Regions from separate parts of the Mus musculus genome. Here region 2 is linked to region 1. The links are chromatin loops, found by intact Hi-C in ENCODE. Cell type or tissue: heart. All regions are shown on one strand.

Evidence for each region. A loop is a pair of places that touch in the nucleus more often than their neighbours do. Peaks named below come from ENCODE experiments on the same cell type or tissue, not always from the same donor. Only the 100,000 strongest peaks of a DNase experiment are listed, where the experiment ranks them.
Region 2: a loop joins it to region 1, with 2.0 times the contacts of the local background. A loop is called at or near these places in 2 of 42 quality-filtered maps.

Annotation. Positions count from the first base shown.
Region 1 is chr10:76,526,589-76,534,588 of GRCm38, forward strand. Lss (lanosterol synthase) reads left to right here and starts at 5,017. Exons shown (of 22, transcript NM_146006.2): 1 at 5,017-5,086; 2 at 5,262-5,430; 3 at 6,925-7,063. The coding sequence starts at 5,073. In heart, a CTCF peak has its summit at 4,878 (motif pointing left); a DNase peak (open chromatin) is centred at 4,943; H3K4me3 peaks cover 1,832 bases; H3K27ac peaks cover 1,439 bases.
Region 2 is chr10:76,465,376-76,473,375 of GRCm38, forward strand. Ybey (ybeY metallopeptidase) reads right to left here and starts at 3,739. Exons shown (of 5, transcript NM_172550.4): 1 at 3,399-3,739; 2 at 2,782-3,011; 3 at 862-990. The coding sequence starts at 2,991. Mcm3ap (minichromosome maintenance complex component 3 associated protein) reads left to right here and starts at 3,527. Exons shown (of 29, transcript NM_019434.3): 1 at 3,527-3,839; 2 at 4,574-5,877; 3 at 6,048-6,274. The coding sequence starts at 4,680. In heart, a CTCF peak has its summit at 3,472; a DNase peak (open chromatin) is centred at 3,486; H3K4me3 peaks cover 1,834 bases; H3K27ac peaks cover 1,306 bases.

The sequences.
Region 1 (8,000 bases):
GTCTTGTTTCTTGAAAAGAGATTTACATGCCTTTAATCCCAGCACTCGGGAGGCAGAAGCAGGTGGATTTCTGAATTCGAGGTCATCCTGGTCTACAAAGTGAGTTCCAGGAGAGCCAGGGCTATACAGAGAAACCCTGTCTCGAAAAACAAAAACAAAAACAACAACAACAAAAAAAGAGGTTTAAAAATATTTAAAGTTGGGTGGGTGGGTTGGTGAGCGGGGGGGGAGGGGAGGGGATAGGGGGTTTTTGGAGGGGAAACCAGGAAAAGTGATAAAATTTGAAATGTAAATAAAGAAAATATCTAATAAAAATATTTAAAGTTATTTTTTTTTTATTCCTGTGTGTGTGTGATGTGTGATGTGTGTGTGATGTGTGGGGCATGCATGCCACTGAGTGTATATGGAGATCAGAGGACAACTTTGTGTAGTCAATTCTTCTACCCAGGCTTGTACAACAAGTGCCTTTACCCATACCCACTAAGCCGTCTTGCAGGCCCTTTCTTCAAATTTTTAAGATTGTTTCTGGGGGTGGTGTGTGGACTTCTAGAAATTGGGGCACAAAGTGAGGATGAGTATGATCAAAACACATCATATACATTTGTGAAGTTAAAATTTAAAATACTGTATTACATCACTTCTGTCCATGGTATTCTCAAATGTCTCAACTCTCTGCCCTCGATTAGGTTTTTTCCCTAACTTATATTACTATTAAACAAACTTATTCTAAACATAATAGCTTTAAAATGAGGAGTCCCCTGGGCAGCTTTTTCTTGGCACTTGTCTTGTAGTTTAGTGAGGTAATGCCGAGACACAGACGTCTGATGGTTCTGTTGGGCTTCATGTCCATGGGTGGGCAGAGGGAGGGGTTCTTGCTGGGTTTCCCTCTACTGCTTGCTCATGCATGCTGACAATGGAGCTCTGAATCAGGGAGCAAAGTCTACCCACTGAGGATTTCTCTAGTTTTTCTACTAGTCCCCAATGCCTGGAGGTCTTTTCTTCTTTTTGTGTGTGCATGTGTTCATGTGAGTATGTGCATATGTGTACGCGTGCATCCTTACATGTATGAGGGTCAGATGTGGACCAGGAAGTCTTCCTTGTTTGCTTGTTTGTTTTTGGAGACCGGGTTTCTCACTGACCCTGAGCTCACCATCTCCTTTAGGCTGGCTGGCTAACGACTTGTTCTGCTTCTGCTCCTCCAGCACTGGGTCTGTAGAGATGTGCTACTCGGTTTGGTTTACATGTGGATGACAGGGATCCAAACTCTAGCCCTTGAGCTTGTGAGCCAGGCACAGAACTGAGCTATCTCATCAAAGCACTCCCTGCCCTCCCTCTCTCTCCTCCCTCCCACCTCTGTCTTTCCCTCTGGTGATCATGCTATGTAACTCGGGCTGGCCAGAATCACAATTCTCCTGCCTCTGAAGTGTTGAAATTATACCCACGTGCCACCATGCCCAATGCACTACAGACCAGTTGCCTTAGAGAAATCTTGACTCCTGTCTCAGGCTAGCTGTTGGAATGTGAGAGGGAGGACTGGATTCCCCTACGAGTGCAAATTTTCAATTTCTCTGGTTTTGATGATATCCAGCTATGCCTCATCTGCCTTTTACTCAGCTGCTCAAGGCTTCCACCCAGTCAGAACACTAAAACTATGATAATGGGGGGCTGGAGAGATGGCTTAGCGGTTAAGAGCACTGACTGCTCTTCCAGAGGTCCTGAGTTTAATTCCCAGCAACCACATGGTGGCTCACAACCATCTGCAATGTGATCTGATGCCCTCTTCTGGTGTGTCTGAAGACAGTTACAGTGTACTCATACATAAAATAAATAAATAAATTTAAAAAAACCCTATGATAATGTTCCTTCAAGGTTTTCACTGCTCCCTCCAGACTCTGTTAATTCAAGGGTTCGTTCCCTGGCGAGAACTGTCATTTCTTGCTGGCTTTATCTACACATAGAGGTTTTCATTTTCTCTGCTTTGCCGAATCAGTCATTCCTCCATCTACTTCTAGTCTTTATAATTTTCTTTAAAATATTTTCTAAAATCCAGAGCTTCAAACATGCATATAGTGTGTTTTGATTGAGTCCACCCCTCATTCCCTCCCTTCTGGATCCTCCCCTCTCCCCCGTTCCTTTTCACTTCTGTCCTGGGTTTTTAATGTCTTTGTCTTTGGACTGGGACATGGGCAGGAAACAGAAATCAACATCTATGTCCAGCCTGGTGTTTTTAAATAGAAATATCTTTCTTTTCCTGTCATCTCTGACTCCTAAGGCAGCTCCTAGGTCAGTAACTAATCATTTCCCCACGTCCAATCAGCAAGTACCATCAACCCCATTTTATAGTCTCCCCAGAGTCAGTAACTAATCACTTCCCCCACATCTAATCAGCGATTGCCATCAACTCCATCTTGTACTCCCTTCAGGGCTTCACTTGCTTTCTTTGACCCTAGTCCCTTAGTTTTCCTCCTCGATGGACCAGGAAAGTCGAGCTTCTCTGTTCAGTTTCTAGTTGATCTTATCGAATCTCATGATTTCAAATGCCACCCGATGACTCTCAGATTTCTTTATCTAGCCTTGTTCTCTTTTCTGAATACCAGTCTACTTAAAACTACTTAAACTCGGATGCCTAATATTTGTCAAAATGAATTCTCCGTGAAATTTCCAAGCTCCTCTGACCTTTCCTAACTTCTACATACAGATAAGGCTTTTCCCCTTGGCCTGTCTTGAAACCCTTAGGCTCCAGGGTCTTTGTCAGCCAAGGCTTTCCCAATCTTCATATAGCTAAGAACATTGCCTTCCTTGTCAATGGAAGCTCACTCTACACCCAGTTGTCCAGGTCCCAAACCCTAGAGTCTTCTGTATTTAGTTTATAGAATAAGCTCAATATGGTACAAGCCAAGCAGTGACAAACATTTCTTACAACTGTCTCTAGAAATCCATCTATGTGAATTGGCAGGAGGATTTCACACTTTTCTTCCTTAGATATTAGAAAGCATATTACTTTATTCATAGGATGTCTAGTCCAGGAAAATATCAACCTAACTTCTTTTGCAGCTGATATCTCTGCCATCTGTCTAGCTTTGCCATTCAAGTCTGGGGTTCCGTACGGACCAGAATTCTTTTTTTCCAATTTTTCATGTTCTGACACAAAAAGGACTTCCCTGGAAAACACTCTAGCTTTTTTCTCCAGGGAAAGAGAGTGGCTTGTTTAGTGAATTTGGGAGAACAGCATCCAGTGTGCTAGGCTTCCCTGGGCATCGTTTTTTGGGTCTTCTTATTGGCATACTGTGCTTACATGGTTCTTGGTGGGTCAGCTCCCAAAGGCTTCAGTTGTTCGCTTGGCTTAGAAGCTGAGACATGTGTAAGGGAAAAGCAGTCATTATGAAGCAGTTAGCCAGCCCTGTTCAAACTGACTTTTTTTTTTTTTTTTTTGGCTTTTTTGTTTTTGTTTTTGTTTTTCGAGACAGGGTTTCTCTGTATAGCCCTGGCTGTCCTGGAACTCACTTTTGTAGACCAGGCTGGCCTTGAACTCAGAAATCTGCCTGCCTCTGCCTCTGGAGTGCTGGGATTAAAGGCGTGTGCCACCACGCCCAGCTCAAACTGACTTTTCTATTGTGAATTTTAAAAACTTAATGTGTACGGGTGTTTTAACCAGCATGTATGTACTTACATCTCACACATGCCTGGTGACTGAGGAGGTCAGAAAATGGCATTAGATTCCTTAAAACTGAAGTTATAGATGGCTGTGAGTCACCATGTGGGTGCTATAAACCAATTCCAGGTCCTCTGAATGAGCAGCAAGTGCTCTTACGCACTGGACTTAAGTATTGGCCTCCAGTCCCCAAATCAATAGTCTGAGGCAAGGCTCAGTTAAAATGCCTTGTCTTATATCTTTACAAGTTTCTAAACTGGGCAAAGAAGAGGTTAGTGTTCTTGACTAGCCATCTAAAATTCCGATTTTCCATCTAGGGAAGGTGTGTGAGTGTTCTTTGCCTCTTACTTCTTCCTTCTCTGATTTGTGGTTCATGGCCCCTTCCTTGGCAGCGTTTTGAGGGCTAGGTGCAGGGAGGCTATCGGGTTTGGGTAGTTGTAAGTAAGTCGGCACTCTGTAGGACACACTGTACCGCTGGGAGTTCTTGGAATTATATTTTTCTGATCTCTGGTCGTCATTCCTGCATGCCAGCAATGCTTCTCAAATACTATCTGTTCAAATGTTCTTCATTGCACGTCTCTACTAGATTCTGCCGGCATACCACAGGCTTTCCTGCTTCCCTCTCTACTGTCAAACATAATCAAGGCTTTTCCCCCTTTAACTTGTAGGACTCCAAGCTCCAGGTATCCTGAGAGTAGTGCTGTGGCTAGGGAAGTGGAACTCTACCTGCTAATGGGAGTCAGGACACAGCCCTCTGCACACTCTGCAGCTGCTCCCTGTGAGGAGCCTGTGCCCGCTTTCTGAGAACACTACTCTGACCCTCTTCCCAACTACGTGTCATCATAGTTTCCTCCTCCCTTCACTCGGGTCAAGGCCCCTGCCCCATGATGGTCCATGTGGTGCCTCGGATCAACGCTAGTTTCACCTCAGGTCACTCATGCCTCTTCCGTACTTCTGAAGCACTCGTGGTTTCCGCGGCCTCTTTCCTGCATGTCGGAGGGGCCATTTTTCACCAACCCTGTAGGTATCCCGGCTCAGAACACCCAGACCAGAAGTCCAAGGCTGTCATCAATAAGGATCTAGAGGGGCCGGCCCCGCCCCCCATCCCGCCCCGCCCCTCCAACGGGCCTGCCCCTCCCACAGGCCGTCCTCGCCCACAGGCCGGCCTCTTTCATAGGCCCCGCCTCCAAAGCGCTTCCCGCCCCGCAGCCACGCCCCCTGGTGCCCTCGCGGCGTCGGGCGGCCCTGCGCCCAGCCACTGTGGTCGCGGTGCGTCTCTCGTGCCCACCTGGTGATGCTCTGATTGGCCGAGCTCGCATCGGCCCACCCAGTAGTTCCGGTCGGCCGAGGCTCGCGCCTGCGCAGTGCACTAGGCTGTCAGGTAAAGGGCTGGCAAGCGGTGGCAGAGAGTAGTGCTGTCATGACTGAGGGCACGTGAGTCGCGGACCCTGGGCTTCCCGCGGGTGTTGCGAGGGACGCGGCAGGGCGGTGGCAGGGAAGGTGTCTGGACAGCAGGGTGGCATGGCTGGTGGCTCTGCATGCCTGGATTGCAGGCATCCCACCTGGGCGGAGTCTAAGGAAGGCTGCTTCCTCTCGCTGGTCCCCTCAGGTGTCTGCGGCGTCGTGGGGGACCCTATAAAACTGAGCCCGCCACCGATCTCACCCGCTGGCGGCTCCAGAATGAGTTGGGTCGGCAGAGATGGACTTATTATCAAGCGGAGGACGACCCTGGTCGAGAGCAGACCGGGCTAGAGGCCCACTCTTTGGGACTGGACACAGTAAGTGATGTGATTCTGAAAGCACCATTCCATCCCAAGACTGGAAGCCATCACTGATCAGCCTACACCGTGCCTTCCTGAGCCAGAGCTCTGAAACAGTGGAGAGCCTTATTTAAAAAACAGGCAACCAGCCAGTAATATATGCATATGTGTAAACCAATGTATATGTGGGTATAGTGTGATATGAGGAAAAGCTGACTATAAGAGGATCAGGAAAGTTCACAAGTTATGTAAGAAGATGTAAAGCTAGTTGCTTTTCTAGTTCTAACTCTGTCATGGGCTTTGTGGTTTGGGCAATAGATTAATGCATAAAATATAGTGGGTACTGAAAGTGCATCATTTTATGGAAAGTTTCACAGTCTCCCTTTTCAAATGCCAAGGTCATTAAGTTGAGTAGACTTTGTGTTTGGTTAATTTTGGTGTGCGATGTTTTTATTAATTTGCAGGTTTCTTTTTATTTTAATAATAAGGCTTATAATTTTTTGTTTTTTAAAACAGATATGAACCTGGGCCCGGCAGGCATACCTGTAATCCTAGCCGCTGAGTAGGCTGTGACAAGGATAAAGTTTAAGATCTGCCTGGGCAGCTGAGTAGAGCTTGTCTCAGAAAATAAAGAGGCTGGGCATGGTAGTGCTGGTCTTTAATCCCGGCACCCAGGAGGCAGAGGCAGGCAGATCTTTGTGAGTTTGAGGCCAGCCTGGTCTACAGAGCAAGTTCTAGGCCAGCCAGGTCTACGTAGTGTGACCCTATCTCAAAAATGATAACAAATAAATAAAGAAGAGGGCTGCTGATGTGGGTCAGTGTTTGTGAGTGTTTGCCTCAATTCAATCTAAACAACAAAAAGTGTGGTACCTCCTTCCGGAGACAGGAGTAGAAGCAACCCTCGTTATTTAAGTCCCTCCACCTCAGAGACCTGTGGAAGAAGTTGCCCTAATTTGGTTTCATTTTGAGCATTCCACTTTGATATTTAACTTTTGATTTGCAGGAGAATTACAAAGATGGGTGTGATTTTTGTTTGGATCCACAAGATGAAATACTTAGGACCTGATTTTCTGGTTGTGTGTGTTGGTGCATGGATGATGGACAGCTAATCATGGAGCAGTTAGTTAGCTCACAGGCTTCCTGTGAGTCTTGGCCATCCGCTGGGAAGATCTCTCTCTGAGCAACGCCTATGCTATTGTGTGGGTCCTTTGTGAAAGAGTCCCAGTATCAGTTGGGCATCAGTACCCTGCCTTCCCTGTGGTCTGTGCTGGGCTTAGTTAAGACATGAAGTTTTGAAGAGATTTATAGATTAATGGCTGGAAGGGAAATTGTGACAACATGGAATTGCTTCTTTATTATATATGGGGTGAAATTGTCCTACCCTGTCTTGTTTCAGATTAAAACAGTTGAAAATTTTAATTTAGAGTCACCACTTTGACTTGGCTTGTGAATGACGAGGGTTCCTTGGAGCGGCGGGCACCCTCAACTCTCCTCTCTTCCCTCTCTTCACAGAGAAGTTATTTCACGGACTTACCAAAAGCGCAAACAGCCCATGAGGGGGCCCTGAATGGAGTAACCTTTTATGCCAAGCTGCAGGCTGAGGATGGACACTGGGCTGGTGATTATGGTGGTCCGCTCTTCCTCTTGCCAGGTAGGAGGAGTGTGCTACCTCAATTCAAGGGAAAGGCTGTTCTAGATTGTTGGGGCATACACACGGTGTGTGTGTGTGTGTGTGTGTGTGTGTGTGTGTGTGTGTGTGTGTGTATGTGTGTGTGTGTGTGTGTGTGTGTTGTGATTGACCTATCCTGGTCAAGCAGGTTAAAACCCAGGAGCTTACTGGAAAAGCTCTAGGGGAGGGTATCCCAGTCATCCTGCTGCCAGGATTTAGGGAACAGTGGTGGAACACAGCTAGCCCAGGCTAGACCAGCAAGTACTCTAATGGAAGCAAAGCATTTTCGAGACGAAGGGGATGGATGGGTGGTGGATGCTCTTAAATCCCAGTACAGATGGAAAGGGTACTGTAAGGTGGAAGGCCCAGCCAGTGCCAGGGTGTTTGCCTCAGGAGCATGAGGCAGTTGGTCATAGTGTGCCAACAGTTAGGAAGCAAAATGAGACCAAGGCTGGTACTCGGATTCTTTCCTTCTTTTTATTTAGTCTGAGGCCCTAGCCCATGCAATTGTAGCACCCACAAACTTGGAATGACTTTTTCCCCACCTCAGTTTACCTAGAAACTCTCTTGCAGATACTAAGCCCAGCCTGGTCTTTGTGTTATGGAGATCTAATACACCATCCATTTGATGGCCAATAGTCACTCGGTCTTGAGTCTTCTAAGCAATACAGCTCTGGCCGTCCTTTGGGCCTTTGACTGTGCTGCTTCTTCGGTCTGGAAAATTTTCTTCTCCTTTGATTAAATTCGGTTTTAAGAGGTTGAGGATGAGGCGCTGGTATCCATGCATGTGCAGTTGGAGAACCATGATATCCCTTGTGGACTTGTTGTCAAAGGATGGCTGAGGGAGTTCTGGCCAGGGAACCACAGGTCCAGGTTAGTGATTGCTAGAAGGAATGTATTTGAACACACTAGTCTCTGA
Region 2 (8,000 bases), 61 kb before region 1:
ACTTCTAGCCTCGGCCATCCCTAAAGCCAGGGACACTCAGTGGTTGTGTGGGAAACCTACAGAATTGCCACCACCTCCCTGTATACTGTCTGTCTAACGTCTGCACTGAAGTCACTGGTGACATGTGCCTTTTGTCTATTCCGGGACTATGAGAGTTCACACAACCCCTTCCATGTTGTACAGTAACCCAAATCTGTTCTTTGGCTTCAGTAGCCACCCTCATTTGGCTCAGAATAAACTAGTTTCTTATTTCCTTTAAAGCAGAGGTGTTATTTTATGTCAACTGGCAGTGCCGCTGCTGGCTCTGGGCCACTTCCTTCACAGCAGAGAATTATAACTTCCCCAACTCTGTATAGCACAGGCTGCACTATCCGAGATCAAGGAGACAGTCAAGGCCAAGGCCTTAACTCTGGGTCACCACCAGGGCCTGCTTTGGGTCACTCTTCAACTCTAGGAGGCCCACAGACAGCAAGGCTGTGGGTGTTCTGCCAAAGTGGAGCTCTTCTACTGAACACTGGTACATCGCGTCTCTTGTTAGTTTCCCCTCCTGCCTTCAAACTCTGAAGTGTGGAGGCTCCTGTTCTGTTCTGGGTAGTGTAATAAGAAGCCAATCCAGCAAATTTCAATTAGGGAAGCATGGTCCCATTTCTAGAGATAAAAGCTGAAGAAGTCCCTGGGGACACCAGGCTTCCCCCCCCCCCCCCAGTGTGTTCTCCTTCCCTCAAGTCTGGAGCTTCCAGTCCCATCAATACAAGTGGTATGTGTGGATGCTCGTGTGTTACCAGGAGTCTCCTCTTCCACCTTCTCTAAGGTTCATTTGAAGTTCCTTTGCGAGCGTATGTGGCTCCGCACCCGACTTACCGTCAGGACATCACAGTAATCCTCACTTTCTCTGCAATGCTGAAGAATGTACTCCACCCCTAGGAAAATGTCTCCCAGATTATAATCATCCGGTGAGTGTGGCTGAGGAAATTCGCCAGCTTTCAGATTCTGAAAAGGAGAAACATCACCAGGTTACAAGGACCTGGCTCACTTGTTTAGCAGAGGGCACGGGACTCTTAACCACAGGATGCTCAAGCTGCATAATGAAGGCTAAGGACCATCAAAGAGTCTGAGGGGGTGGAATGCAGTTATCACACAGTGACCCTCACGTGCTGTTTTTATCAAATTATCTACTCACCCCCCCAACCCCTCTCAAAGTCACATTCAATATCATTGAATTGGCATATGGACACAATCACACTCTTTCCCCACTTGTGTGCCTGCCATTTTTTCCTGTTAAGGGAAACAGGCTGGAGAGTGGCTCAGTGGGTAAGAACACTGACTGCTCTTCTGAAGGTCCGGAGTTCAAATCCCAGCAACCACATGGTGGCTCACAACCATCGGTAACGAGATCTGACTCCCTCTTCTGGAGTGTCTGAAGACAGCTACAGTGTACTTACATATAAGCCGGGCGTGGTGGCGCACGCCTTTAATCCCAGCACTTGGGAGGCAGAGGCAGGTGGATTTCTGAGTTCGAGGCCAGCCTGGTCTACAAAGTGAATTCCAGGACAGCCAGAGCTACACAGAGAAACCCTGTCTCGAAAAACCAAAGGGTGGAAAAAAAAAAAGAGAAAAGCAGAAAGAACTTTGCTTTGACAGGGGAAGAAACGTGTGTATGCTATAATCCACTATATATATATATACAGAAACAAATCCTTCATTAGCTGTGGCCTCTTCAGACATGCTGTAGACCTTCAGTCCCCTCTGCTGGGCTCTGTTCTACCCATCTTGTGCGGGCTATAGCCCAATCCTGTCTGCAGTTAGAAGCAGGCGACACTGATTCTACTGCATCCAGCCTCTCCCAACGCACACCTCGAGTCCTGTCCTGTCTCTGCCTGACCACCATGCCCACTCTGCACGGGTGCCTGACCTTATTTTATGCCACAATCACAAGGCTTAACTTTCCAGGGTTAAGCCTGCATCCTTGGCTCTTTCCTTCTCTTTTCTATCCTTTGAAGCACCATTTACTACCAATTCATTCCCCAAAAGGAGTATTCCCATTTCTTCTGCTAACAATGGGGGAAGCTATTTAGACAATGTGGTTCCTTGTAGCTATCTATCGCAAGGGAATCTGTTGATAATGCTTACCAGTTTTTACTTTTCTGTCCAAGCATTTACTACTGAGGTACACTTAAAACTGCAGACACTCTTATTTGAATTTCCTGAGGGCACTGAGTTAGTGAGAGTGGTCCCTGCATAGAGGAATTGTGATGTTTAGGGCTAGACATACTTAATGGGTCTATGTCATATTGCTTCATTTCTGTTTTTTATTTGCTTGTTTTTGAGATAGAGAGGATTTTTTTTTGGACCGAGTTTCTCTTTGTAGCCCTGGCTGTCCTGTTAATCACTCTGTAACACCAGGGTGGACTTGAATTCAGAGATCTGCTTTTCTCTGCCTCCCAAGCATTAGGACTAAAGGTGTGTGCCACCACTGCCACCCGGCTGAGAAAGGGGCTTCTTATGTGGCTTTTGTCTGGCCTTAAACTAACCAGGCAGACCAAAGGTGGCTTTGAACTCACAAAGATTCGACTGCCTCTGCCTCTTGGATAGATGGGATTAAAGGCATGCACAGTCACACCAGGCTAGACTTCAGTGCATTTCCAGAAAACTTCAAAATCAAAGATAACCAGATCTGTAATGTAATTAACAGGAACTATTCTGGAAGGAAGGTAAGCTGTACGAGAAGAACATATATACATACATATATATTTATTTTAAATATGAGGTATACATATTTACCTCATGAAATGAGAAAGAAAGCACGTCAGTTGGGACATTTTTATTCCTGTAGATCCTATTAATGTTCTGAATAGTCTTGTTGTCAACACAGATGATCCCCAGGTCAAATTTCTTCACTCCTAAGATACTCCTGACTAAATCCATCTTCCTGCGAAGTGGCACTCTTCTGATGGGGACCACCCGCTGCAGATTTTTAATCACCAAACTCATTTCGGGAAGAACACCCAGCCCTTTAAAAAAAAAAAAAAATGGTTGGAAGGAACCTGTGGTTAAAGTTCGAGAAAAGACCCGTAACTACTAGAGAGTGATAAGTTATGTAAAAACACACACGCGCTCACAATAAAACTTTATTTGATGGGATTTATCTGGTGGCAATGCTAAGGGAAATCACCTTTATTTACCCTAGGAAACTAATAAACAGGGTAGACTGGGCACAACGTGCAGAATAAGGCAAGTGGTTTGGGGCGGTTGCAATGGTGCAGGACCAGGTGAGGATGAGTGTGGGTGAGCAAATGGGGTCGCTGTGGGTCCAGCGTCTCTCGGGCACTCAGGCTGGAGGATCCACGCACGAACGAGGGGCTTCCACGCCGCACAATGCGGGATCGCCGTGCACTTACCGAATCCGACCGTGAAGAAGGTCGGGGGTCTGGCGGGCCGCCTGCCGGAAGATCAGCAGCAGCACACCCCAGAGAGCGGAAGCCGGATGCGGAGGACCGGAAGTTGGTCCTACAAATTTGATGTCCGTAGCGCACACCCAAGAGCCCGCTCCAGTGGCCGGTTTGTTGCGGTGCGGTGGGCCCGGTAGAGGCTGCACGCAGACTGTGGGCGAGCACAAGCGCTGGCGACAGTGGCCGTATCTGGCGGACTTGCTCCTCCCTCCGCGGCCTCCGCTGTCCCTTGTGTCTTTGCCGAGTTGCTGAAGGCCTTCACTAGTCTTCGCTCGAAGGCGTCTGTTAACCTAGCGGCCGGCTTCCGGAGTGTTAAGCATCGGGGATAAAAAGCTATTATTTCTAGACCAGGGCATCGCAAGTTCGAGTTACCGGGAGAAAAATGAGATGGTAGGAACCCAAAGCAGTAACATTTTAAATTACGGTTTTTGTGTTTTTATTTATTTATTTATTTATTTTGCCTTGGAGATCGCAAGAATCTGATAAGTGATGTGTTCCCGTCTTATTACTGAGGTTTTGTTTGTTTGTTTGTTTGCTTGTTTTTTCCCCGAGAAGGTATCAATTGAATAAAATGCTTTGCATTTTTATTTTAATCATAACGGATCAGGCTTCACCTAAGCCTGCTGGAGCACACCTGTGGTCCCAGCAGAAGGGAGACCGAGGCAGAAGAAAGGAACTTAAGGTTGTGCTTGATTGTAGTAAGCTTGAGGCAAGCCTGGGCTAAGCGAGACCTTGTCTTTTTTTTTTTTTTTTTTTTTTGGTTTTTCGAGACAGGGTTTCTCTGTATAGCCCTGGCTGGCCTGGAACTCACTTTGTAGACCAGGCTGGCCTTGAACTCAGAAATCTGCCTGCCTCTGCCTCCCGAGTGCTGGGATTAAAGGCATGCGCCACCAAGCCCGTTTTACGAGACCTTGTCTTTAATGAAAAGAAAAAGAAAAAAAAATCTTTAAACCTCCCTTACACCATAATCCATTTCTAATACCCTGTGTCCAAAACCTGTTGATCTGTGAGTGGTCGGCGGCCCGTTGTGCCCTTGCCTTTTAAATAATTGTCTTAGAATTTCTGTGATTTAAGAGTTGGAGCAAAATATGCTGTGATGTCCTAACCTTTTTTTTTTTTTCCAGGTCATCCTGAGGATGAAGGAGAGCTTCCCCTGGCAACAGATAATTTAAAGAGGAGAGCTACTTGTGTATAGTCCATATTTATTGCCTTCAGATAATTGGCTTGAAGATGCACCCGGTGAACCCCTTCGGAGGGCAGCAGCCCAGTGCTTTTGCGGTATCTTCCAGCACCACGGGAACATATCAGACTAAATCACCATTTCGATTTGGCCAGCCTTCCCTTTTTGGACAGAACAGCACACCCAGCAAGAGCCTGGCGTTTTCACAAGTACCAAGCTTTGCAACACCCTCTGGAGGAAGCCATTCTTCCTCCTTGCCAGCATTTGGACTCACCCAAACCTCAAGTGTGGGACTCTTCTCTAGTCTCGAATCCACACCTTCTTTCGCAGCTACTTCGAGTTCCTCTGTGCCCGGCAATACGGCATTCAGCTTTAAGTCAACCTCTAGTGTTGGGGTTTTCCCAAGTGGCGCTACTTTTGGGCCAGAAACCGGAGAAGTAGCAGGTTCTGGCTTTCGGAAGACGGAATTCAAGTTTAAACCTCTGGAAAATGCAGTCTTCAAACCGATACCGGGGCCTGAGTCAGAGCCAGAAAAAACCCAGAGCCAGATTTCTTCTGGATTTTTTACATTTTCCCATCCCGTTGGTAGCGGGTCTGGAGGCCTGACCCCTTTTTCTTTCCCACAGGTGACAAATAGTTCGGTGACTAGCTCAAGTTTTATCTTTTCGAAACCAGTTACTAGTAATACTCCTGCCTTTGCCTCTCCTTTGTCTAACCAAAATGTAGAAGAAGAGAAGAGGGTTTCTACGTCAGCGTTTGGAAGCTCAAACAGTAGCTTCAGTACTTTCCCCACAGCGTCACCAGGATCTTTGGGGGAGCCCTTCCCAGCTAACAAACCAAGCCTCCGCCAAGGATGTGAGGAAGCCATCTCCCAGGTGGAGCCACTTCCCACCCTCATGAAGGGATTAAAGAGGAAAGAGGACCAGGATCGCTCCCCGAGGAGACATTGCCACGAGGCAGCAGAAGACCCTGATCCCCTGTCCAGGGGCGACCATCCCCCAGATAAACGGCCAGTCCGCCTCAACAGACCCCGGGGAGGTACTTTGTTTGGCCGGACAATACAGGAGGTCTTCAAAAGCAATAAAGAGGCAGGCCGCCTGGGCAGCAAGGAATCCAAGGAGAGTGGCTTTGCGGAACCTGGGGAAAGTGACCACGCGGCCGTCCCAGGAGGGAGTCAGTCCACCATGGTACCTTCCCGCCTTCCAGCTGTGACTAAAGAGGAAGAAGAAAGTAGAGATGAGAAAGAAGGTGAGTCCTAAACATGTGTGTGCCACAAAAGTGTGCTGCCGAGCTCTTGTGAGGTCCCTTGTGGTCACTTGATTTTAAGTCCCACGATCTTGGCTTTTATCCCGTGGTGGCTCCTTTTGCCTGGAAGTGTTGTCCCTGACAGACTTACTTGTCTGCTCTCTAAATTCCAGATTCTCTCAGGGGAAAGTCTGTGCGCCAGAGTAAGCGAAGGGAAGAGTGGATCTACAGCCTCGGGGGCGTGTCTTCTTTAGAGCTCACAGCCATCCAGTGCAAGAACATCCCCGACTACCTCAACGACAGAGCCATCCTGGAGAAACACTTCAGCAAAATCGCTAAAGTCCAGCGGGTCTTCACCAGACGCAGCAAGAAGCTCGCCGTGATTCATTTTTTCGACCACGTGAGTACTCCCGAGAACCTGCTGCCTGTCGCTTTTTCTGCATTGCAAAGAATCACACCCAGGGCTCTGAGCAGGAGATGCAAGCTCCGCCCCTCTGAGCCTGTGTTCTCAGTCCTCAACTTGGTCACTTGAAAAATACATTTTTTAAAAAATTATTTTTAATTTTTGTGTATCAGTGTTTTGCTGGCATGTTTGTCTCTGCATCACTTGCATGTCTGATGCCCATAGAGGTCGGAAGAGGGCATCAGATCCTCTAGAACCAGAGTAACAGATGATTTTACAATGGGTGGAACCATGTGGGTGCTGGAAATAAAACGCAGGCCTCCGTCTGGAATTGCAGCAAGTGCTCCTGCCTGCTGCCTGTCTATCTCTCCAGCTCCAACGTCGTCACTTGCAAACTCTTTTCCCTTTTCAGCCATAAGTCACTTGCTTGATAGATGGTAGGGAAAGCACTCACGTAGCTTTCCTTTTCTCTTTAAATAGCTCATTCTAGGTTCAGAATTAGATTTGTGTGACTGTGTGGGGTATGGATCATGATAGAGAAGGAGTTTGAGAGGACGACGAGATTTTAAAGGGAAGGTTGATAAAGAGGATAATGGACATGTGACGTGGAAACAGAAGGGAGACTTGGGGGTGTAGGGGTATAGGTAAATAGCCAGCAGAGGCCCGGGGCATGATGTAAGGGAAGGGAACCAATTAGAGTAAGGTATAATGATACATGCGTATGAAATGCCATATGAAACCCATTCCTAGGCATGCTTGCTAAAATTACTATTTTTAAAAATTTATTTTATGTATATGAGTACACTGTTGCTGTCTGCAGACACACCAGAAGAGGCTGTCAGATCCTATTACAGATGATTGTGAGTCACTATGTGGTTGCTGGGATTTGAACTCAGGACCTCTGGAAGAGCAGTCAGTGCTCTTAACCACTGAGCCATCTCTCCAGCCCCCTGAAATTTTTTTTTTTTTTTTTCGAGACAGGGTTTCTCTGTATAGCCCTGGCTGTCCTGGAACTCACTTTGTAGACCAGGCTGGCCTCAAACTCAGAAATCCGCCTGCCTCTGCCTCCCGAGTGCTGGGATTAAAGGCATGCGCCACCATGCCCAGCTCTGAAATGATTTTTTAAGAATCTCTTCTTCACTTGAGGTCGGGATGACATAGTTTGTTTTCCTAACCTGGGCGTGTGCAGGTCTGAGTTCTCTGGAGAGTATGGTGCTGCAGGGGAGGACCGAGCTGTGCCTGTGGAGTCTGGTTCCTCTGAAAGGTCTGAGAGTCACTGTAGACACATAGTACTTTGTTTCCCTCTTGAGACAGGGTTTCTCTGTGTAGCCCTGGCTGACCTGGAACTCACTCTGTAGACCAGGCTGGCCCCAAACTCAGAGATCTGTTTACCTCTGCCTCTTCCTCTGCCTCCCCAGTTCTGGGATTAAAGGTGTGCACCACCACCACCTGGCTTGCATAATACTTTTTCAAACTTGAATTTTCTGCTTTTGCTTTTGTATTACTTGGCTAAGTTCATGGTTAGTCTAAACATTCAAACAATACAGAGAAGAAAAAGTCATGATCCTATTCCCTAGAAAAAACTGTTGGGTTTGTAGCATTGGCTATATGATTTCACCTTGTGTAAATTTATATCTTTGTTATTTTTCTAAGTATTCATACAGAAAGAGGAAACTAATAAGAACTTAAAAAGGAGAATGCATGTTCTCATAACTTTCATTTT